Linked DNA regions of Homo sapiens: region 2 is linked to region 1. A link is an interaction called in ENCODE POLR2A ChIA-PET data of the cell type or tissue named here. Cell type or tissue: OCI-LY7. All regions are shown on one strand. Links, peaks and the distances in the headings refer to the core of each region. The heading gives the core; the rest is flanking DNA.

The links. ChIA-PET counts read pairs that join two places held together with the same protein. Peaks named below come from ENCODE experiments on the same cell type or tissue, not always from the same donor. Only the 100,000 strongest peaks of a DNase experiment are listed, where the experiment ranks them.
Region 2: POLR2A ChIA-PET joins it to region 1 with 5 read pairs; 1 of 35 experiments calls an interaction of 5 or more read pairs at or near these places.

What each region holds. Positions count from the first base shown.
Region 1 is chr19:51,619,240-51,623,635 of GRCh38, reverse strand. The region is part of intron 8 of SIGLEC5 (sialic acid binding Ig like lectin 5); the gene reads left to right. It also overlaps the pseudogene RPL9P33. Among named protein-coding and RNA genes, the nearest start is that of SIGLEC5, 9.0 kb to the left of the region's middle. RefSeq lists an enhancer at 2,141-2,280. In OCI-LY7, for the core only: no CTCF peak of the experiment used is centred there; a DNase peak (open chromatin) is centred at 2,245; H3K27ac peaks cover 1,368 bases.
Region 2 is chr19:51,439,725-51,444,120 of GRCh38, reverse strand. No RefSeq gene overlaps it. Among named protein-coding and RNA genes, the nearest start is that of SIGLEC8, 17 kb to the left of the region's middle. RefSeq lists enhancers at 2,069-2,208, 2,509-2,798. In OCI-LY7, for the core only: a CTCF peak has its summit at 2,261; a DNase peak (open chromatin) is centred at 2,410; H3K4me3 peaks cover 1,255 bases.

The DNA of each region.
Region 1 (4,396 bases), core at 160-4,159:
ATCTCTCCAACTTGCTTTTCTCAGTTTTGGAGGCTATTTTACTATCTCACTATGGTATTGATTTGCATTTCCTCGGTTACCAGTGAAGATGAAAAATCTCTCTCTGCTTTCATCTTCTATAAAACACCTGGTCACATCTGGATCCCATTTTCCTATTGGGTGTTTGACTTTTTCTTAATGAATTTGTTGGAGGGCTTTATACATTTTTACACTATTTTTCTCATTGTATGTGTTGTAAATATAAATATCTTCTCCCAATGCGTAGCTTGTCTTCACTTCTTAAAGTGATCTTCAATGAACATAAGTTCCTAGTTGTAATATAATCATATTCACAAATCCTCTCTTTTCTATTGAGTACCTTTTGGATCTCATTAAAAAAAATTTCACCCATCCTAAGATTAGAAAGATATTCAAATATAGTTTCTACTAAAAGTTTTATGCTTTTATTTTTAATTTTGTGGGTACATATTAGATGTATATATTTATGGGGTACATGAACTGTTTCAATAGAGGCATGCAGTGTGAAATAAACACTTCATGAAGAATTGGGTACCCAGCCCCTCAAGCATTGATCCGTTGAGTTGCAAACAATCCAGAAGCAACCTAAGTGTCCATCAATAGATGAATGGATAAAGAAAATGTTGTGCATATACACAATGGAGTACTATTCAGCCATAAAAAAGAATGAGATCCAGTCATTTGCAACAACATGGATGGAACTGGAGATCATTATGTTAAGTGAAATAAGGCAGGCACAGAAAGACAAACATTGCATGTTCTCACATATTTGTGGGATCTAAGAATAAAAAAAAATTGAACTGATGGACATAGAGAGTATGCTTTTCTTTTGACATTTAAGTACTCACTCTGTCTGGGGTTGACTTTTGTGTATGGTGTATAGTGTTGATCCATATATGTTTCTCCTTCATTTCTGAATAGTCCTTCTCCCTTCTCCATTGAGCAACATGCCAATTCTGCCATGTATTAAAATTCTATATATTTGTCGGTCTCTTTCTGTGGTCTCTATTCTACTCCAATAGTCAATTTTACTGTCCCTGAGTCATCACTGTCTATAAATTCAAAAATAAGTCCTGATATAGAGTACAGCAAAACCTCTTCCTTAATCTCCTTCAATAGTATCTTGACCATTCTTGGTCCTTTTTTTTTTTCACTTTAATGTTAGAATCAGGTTGTCAAGGCCGGGCGCGGTGGCTCACGCCTGTAATCCCAGCACTTTGGGAGGCCGAGGTGGGTGGATCACGAGGTCAGGAGATCGAGACCATCCTGGCTCACACGGTGAAACCCCGTCTTTACTAAAAATACAAAAAAAAAAAAAATTAGCCAGGCGTGGTGGTGGGCACCTGTAGTCCCAGCTACTCGGGAGGCTGAGGCAGGAGAATGGCGTGAACCTGGGAGGCAGAGCTTGCAGTGAGCGGAGATCGCGCCAGTGCACTCCAGCCTGGGTGACAGAACACGACTCCGTCTCAAAACAAAACAAAACAAAAAACAAAAAAGCAAAACAAAACAAAACAAAAAAGAATCAGGTTGTCAAATTCCAAAAAATACATTGAATCTATAGCTCAATGTGGAAAAAATTTACTTGTTTAGAAATTCATGCCTTCTTATCCATGACAGTAGGTCTTTCTCTCTCTATTCCTTTAAATATTTTTAAGTGTTTTAAAGAGATAATGTAGAGTTTCTTCACACAGGTCTTACACATCTTTTGTTATTTTTCTTCCTAAATACCAGTTTTTGTTGCTATTGTAAATGCTATCTTTTTAAAAGTGCATTTTCTGATTCCTTATCAGAATGCAGAATGAAAGTATTTAAAAAATATAAGAGGGTTTTTTTTTGTAATTAAAAAAAATCACAAGTTGGTCTTGCATGTGTCCTTTAGCATCTTCTTGCTTTGGTAGCTGGAGAATTCTTAGATCTTATTTATAAGCCTGCTGATCTCTTCTTTTTCAGAAATATAGATACCATCTGAAAAATTAGTGATATTCCTATTTTTAACTGTCATGGCTTGCTGAATCAAAGCAGCTGGGTTTGATGCAAGTGTAATGCTATTTTCTTAAAGAATCAACTCATCCTTTTGGGCTTCAGGTACTGAGCAAGAAATGCCTGTCCTCATGTATACTCTGCAGATGTATTTCTCTTCTAACAGATGTCAGATTTCAACAAATGACCCACTGTCCTGAATAATCACTTTTTTTGAGGAAGTGAGGACACGCAAACCTAACCTCATCTGGCAACGGAAGTCTGTGTAACACCTCAGACTGTGGGCAGTTTGTGACTATGGATGGTTTGAAGAATAGCCAGTTACCTTTCATTTCCCCACCATTTGGCAACACAGAACTTCTCCTTTTTCTTTCCTATATTGATGGGGTTGAATTTCTCAGCTGGGTTCCTTGAGGGGATTCACTATAACTGTGCATCTCTTCATAGTGACACCCATCTCCTCTGGGATGTCAGCTCTCTGGATTTAGAGAATTGTCATAATTCTCTCAGTAAATGCAGCAAGTAAAACTCATTTTTAATTGATTTCATTTCCTTCCAACTTGCCAAGCTCCCTTATTAGTTCAAATAACTAGTATATAGAAATTGAAGTATTTTAAATAAATTTTTTTCAATTAAAACAAAATCACAAATTAGGCCAGGTTTGGTGGCTCATGCCTGTAATCCCAGAACTTTGGGAGGCTGAGGCAGGAGGATCTCTTGAGGCCAGGAGTTCAAGGCCAGGGGATAACACAGTGAGCCCTCCATCTCTACAAAAAGAAAAAAAATCACACATTGATCTTGGGTATTATTTAGAATGTTTTGGGATTTCAAATTAGATGATTATATCATCTGCAAAATAATAACAGTTTATTTCTTCCCTTTGTCCTAAGCACTTCTTTCCTTTTTCTTGTTTCAATATGCTGGGTGAGATTATGGTCAAAGTTGAGTAGACATAGTGACCATGGGCATCTTTTGCTACTGCTGATTTTGAAGGAAATGCACCCAATATCCTGCCACTTGGTTCTGTGAACTTTCATCAGGTTAAGGAAGTTCCTTTCTATCACTAAATAAGTTTTTATCCTAAACTTCTGTTGTATTTTTTGAATGCATCTACTGATAGGATTTTTTCCTACTTAATCTGTTACCATGGGGAATGACAATTAAAGATTTTTCTGGTATGAAACTACTCCTGCATTCCTGGGAGAAAACCATATTATTCATAGCATTTTTTTAATACTCCAGTAGGTTGTTTGATCATCTTTTGCTCAGCACTTTTGCGTCTATATGCATGGTCAAATACACTTGTCATTTTCCTTTTTCCTCCTGTTTCTTCTGTTTGGGTATCAAGATAAGATTGAGAAATTGGGGACTAGTCTCTCTTTTTCTACTGTCTGGAAGAGTGTGTATAAAACTGAAATGACTTGTTTCCTGAATGATTGATAGATGTCACTTATCAAACTACCTGGGCCTGGTGGCGTCACTATGTGCAATTTTCCTAATTTAATCATTTTATGTATTCTTCAGCGAGCTTTATTCTAGGGACGTGTTCCTTTCACCTAAGTTATATATATATATATATTTTGACAAAAGGATATGGGTGGCATTCTTTTGTCTTTATATTATTTGTTTTTGTCGAGATTACTTCCCCTTTTAGAAATATTCCTGACATTGGTTATTTGTGACTTCTTTCTTTTTTTCTAGCTAAATCTTGTTAATTGCTTTCCCTATTTTATTATCAGTTTCAAGGAACCAACTTTTGGGATTGTAGAATTTTCTCACTGTATCTTTGTTTTCTGTTTTATTGATTTTTACTCTCATTTTCTCAGCACCTTCCTTCTACTTGTTTTGGTTTATTCTGATGATCTTTGATAAATTTTTAAGCTGGATACTTAGCTTCTTAGTGTCTATATTTTCATTCTCTATAAAACGTAGTTAGGGATAAATTTCTCTCAGAATTTCATTTTCATCCCATTGCACAAATTTTGATATGTATTATTTGAATAACATTCAGTTGTGGATATTGTTAAAACAACATTGTGATTTCTTCTTTGAATCTTAAATTATTTGGGATTAAAAATTCCAAAGGTATGAAGATTTTAAACATCTTTCATAATTAAATTCTAAGTAGATGCTTTTTGGTCAGAATACATGGTTTTATGATATCTACTTTTAAAATTTGTTGAGACTTGATCTGTGGCCTGTATACAATGAATTTTTGTAAATGTTTCCCTGTGTGCTTAAGAATAATGTATGTTTTTAGCCGGGTGCGGTGGCTCATACCTGTAATCCCAGCACTTTGGGAGGCCGAGGTGGGCAGATCACAAGGTCAGGAGTTCAAGACCAGCCTGGCCAATATGGTGAAACCCCGTCTCTACTAAAAATATAAAAATTACCTGGG
Region 2 (4,396 bases), core at 113-4,112, 180 kb after region 1:
CCAGTGAGTTCTCTCCATTAAGTATAATCCTCCTGGGACTTGGGATTTGTGGTTGCCATGTTGCCACTGGTAAGATTAGAGTTTACATAATAGCCGAGCTGAGAAAATTCTTCCATGGCCCTCAGCGGACACAGAAGAAATCGTGCAGGTCACCTCTGGGTCAGGAACTCATACAGAAGATAATGCTGCCTTGGCTCCTGGCATTGGGGGTTGGGCTGGCCCTTGTCTCTGGATGCTTCGAATGAGAAGTATAGGCAACTGTCCTAATTGGAAATAAACTTCTCAGGTTCCAGGCCTCCCTTGGCTCTGAGGGCTGTGTACGGGAGACAGCAGCATCTGGGATGGATGCCTGCTTTACCAAAGATCAGTCTCCAACCTTGAGGGCTGTGCTGCTTATCTGTTGACGGTCGGAGAGCAGATTGCCAAATACAGGTCAAGAGGTGTATATGACCAATTAAAGGGTCTTCTCCTTTTCCAGTTAGGCTGTTCAGGGCTTCAGCTTTATTCAGTTGTTCAATTTTATTTTGTTATTGTTTAACAATTCTGATGTCTAGTCAAAGTTTAGTAATGCATTTGTTTGAGGGAATATGGTCTGAATCACAAATTCATAGAGCTACCATTATGCAGGGATGGAAAGTGGCTTTTTAATGGAGTTGACTAGTGTGTTCCTAATATGAATAATTAGTAATATTTACAAGGCAGCTTGAATCCTGATAGGCAGAGCACACTGGTGTTTTTCGTTTTGTTTTCATGGAATGCATAGCATATCGTTTCTTTAAGATTTTATCCTAGTCATCTTTTAATACTCTGCTCAAAATGGAGTTCCCTGTCCTGGTCCTTGTCCTTCACTGCTCCCCCGAACACCATATCTATGACTACTTTATGTCAGTACTATAAATATTGCTGTACACTGTGGTGTACTTGTCTTTCTCCTTTTGTAAGTTGTAAACGCTTGATTTTATTCTTGTGTCTTCAGGGCCTGGTACTTTTTCCTGTTATAATAGATGCTCCATAAATGTCTATTCAATAAATAATTTTAATCCTGTGGAAAAAAAAAAAAAGAAAGTGAAAAACAGGGCCGGGTGCGGTGGCTCACACCTGTAATCCCAGCACTTTGGGAGGCCGAGGTAGGCAGATCACGAGGTCAAGAGATCAAGACAATCCTGGGCACCATGGAGAAACCCCGTCTCTACTAAAAATGCAAAAAATTAGCTGGGCGTGGTGGCGAGCGCCTGTAATCCCAGCTACTCGGGAGGCTGAGGCAGGAGAATCGCTTGAACCTGGAAGGTGGAGGTTGCAGTGAGCTGGGATAATGCCACTGCACTTCAGCCTGAGTGACAGAGCAAGACTCTGTCAAAAAGAAAGAAGGAGTTAAGGAAGGAAGGAAGGAGACAAGAAAGAAAGAAAAGGAAGGAAGGAAGGAAAGAAAGAAAAGTAAGCAAGAAAGAAAGAAAGAGAAAGAAAGAAAAAGAAAGAGAAAAACAGACAACCCTCGAGGCACAGGAAGGGCAGCGGGATGACATTTATTGGAGGTAAAAAATCACTGTATTCAGTCCGCTGTCCTCAGACACAGGACACAAACTGAAATCCACAGGGAACCAAAGTGTGGGCTGAAGACGGAGCTGTCTACATAATAGTAAAGAGCACACAAAAAAATTGGATTCTTTTCTCCTACACAACTGCTCACCTACAGGCCGTGGTGACCCGTTTTGCAAGCATGGCAGTGGTGGGCATGGTCTGGCTTTGTAGCTGGCTAGAAAGGAGAACTGTTAGCTTTTTGGCATAATTCTAAGTTCCACACCAAGGATCCTATTTTATCACTTGGGTGGTGAGTAGAGAAACAAACACAAATGCCAACAAAAAATCCGACAAGCTGGTGCCATCCTCACCATTCCCGGCATGAGTGCTGCCTGCACCGCGGCACACACAGTCTCCCCTGCTATGGCTGGTGGGCCAGTTCCGGTTCTTGACTTTGCCTCAAGAAAAGAATTCGAGAGTGAGTCCAAGGTAAAAGTAAGCAAGAGAGTTAATTGCAAAGTGAACGTGCACTCTTAACAGCTGGTCAGAGCGGCTGCTCAAAGGTGAGACAGCGCTGACTGACGCTGGGGAAACTCCCTTTAGGGGAATCTTCCGTGATTACTCATGCGTGGGTGGGACGGTGTTGCTCTTAAGCGTGTTCTGGGTGGTCTGTTAGGCCCGCATGCGCAATGGCTGTACATGCTAGTGCATATACATCGCTGTCTCAGTAGCACCTTAAGTCTCCACGTGAGGGTGTGTTTTCACTATTATAATGAGCATAGGTCAGCCCAAGGACACTACCTAAGCATGGGTTTCTGCACTTGCACGGATATGGGGACTGTCCCTTCTTCCCTTCTACCTCCTTGCTACAGGATGTTTTGACCACGAGCCCAGGATGCGGTTTATGCGCTGTCGGGGTTTGCGAGCTGTCCGGCGGATTGTTCTCTCCGTCTATTTAGCAAATGTGTTTCCCTTTAAGGGAGGCTGTGTAAGGGAGGCTGTGAAACGCCTGTCTAACCTACTTACGCTGCAGCTGCACCAGGGAGCAACACAGAGACTTCACAGGAAAACTGGAAGAAACCACAGACCTTTCTAAAGAAGCGGTGGGCAGCAGCCTACACCACGAGCCAGGCAGAAAACTGTGAGTCCCCACAGTGTGAGAAGGGGAGAGACTGACTCAGGGATGTGTATTCTTTTGTAGCCTTTCCTTCGGGTTGAAGAGCACTTAGGTTGATTCTGTATCTTTCCAATCATTGAATTTTCTCAACTTTTTGCTTTTTCTTCTCCCTCAAGAACACCTATGAGTCTTAGATTTCGGGCAAGTCTACTTTCCCCACTCAAGATGACATTGCAGATCTCAGTCGGGAGCTTCTCTCAACCCGTGACCGCCTCCTGAGTCAGCTAGCTGGCTTCTGCAAGGCCCCCTGTGAGGTAGCATCGGGAATGGCTTCCCTCTGTCCCTGCTGGAGCCCAGGACTGCACGCCAAGCACATCCCAATGTGACTCCTTATCTACTCCCCAACGCTCCCTAACTCAGCTCCAGTGCTGGGCAGGGTGAGGGCTTCCCCCTCCTGTGGCCTGGACTGCGTGGCACCCCAGTGGGAGTGCACATCCCTGAGTCAGTCTCTCCCCTTCTCACACTGTGGGGACTCACAGTTTTCTGTCTGGCTCGTGGTGTAGGCTGCTGCCCACCGTTTCTTTAGAAAGGTCTGTGGTTTCTTCCAGTTTTCCTGTTAAGTTCCTGTGTTGGTCCCTGGTGAAAAGGTCACAACATAAATCTTTATACACTGTTTCATCTTTCCAAGGTGGGAGAGGCCGGCTAACAATGCCTGCAATCTGCCATCCTCTCTTTTCAGTTTTGATGTGTTATATACACTCATGCACATATACATAATGTTTACCAAAGTGGGATCATATTCTTAAATGTCCTTTATTAGGAATTCTGAAACATTAAGGGCAAATTTAATCAGAGGAAGGTGAATATACAGCTCTGAGTGTCTAGCATATATTTACAAAATATCTCAAGTCTTCTGTATCTAGATATAATTACAAAATATCTCTGAAGTCTTCTGTTTTACTCTGAAAGTCCCTATGAATGTTTGTGGCCTATGGAAAAACACGTTTCTGTTAGTTTCAACGGGAAAATAATGCATTCATTGTCACTAAAGTTGTCTGATTGACCTGACTCAGTATTTGAGTATAAATGACATCCCCAGAAGATATGCAAAGTGGACCTTCTGCCTTTAGCTCCTCTGAAGCACTTTTCACGCCCTGCCCTTGGGTCCTGGATCCCCACTGGAGAAGCAACAGCTCTGCACCACTACTGTTAATTATTCATGGCTGCATAGTATTCCACTGAATTTGATGTGTGTTGACTTATTCAACCAATACCCTATTTAGGAGCATTAAGCTTTTTTCAATTTGTTTTGAAACAGGGTCTTGCTCTGTTGCCCAGGCTGGAGTGCAGTGGCATGATCATGGTTCACTGCAGCCTCAACCCTCCAGGCTCAGGCAGTCCTCCTGCCTCAGCCTCCCGAGTAGCTGGGACCACAAGCATGCACTACCATGCCTAGCTAATTTTTTTTTTTTTTTTGTAGAGACAGAGTCTGCCTATGTTGCCCAGGCTGATCTCAAACTCATGGACTCAAGCAATCCTCCCACTTCAGCCTCCTTAAGTGCTGAGATGTAGGCTTGAGCCACTATGCCCAGCCAGTTCTTTCCATTTAAAAAATATATATAGACAATTTTTCCCAGAAGCATATGACGGGATAGACATAATTTTTAGAGCAGTTTAGGTTCACAGATTGAGCAGAAGGTACAGAGATTCTCCATATACCACCTGCCCCCACACATGCATAACCTCCTCTATTATCAGCAT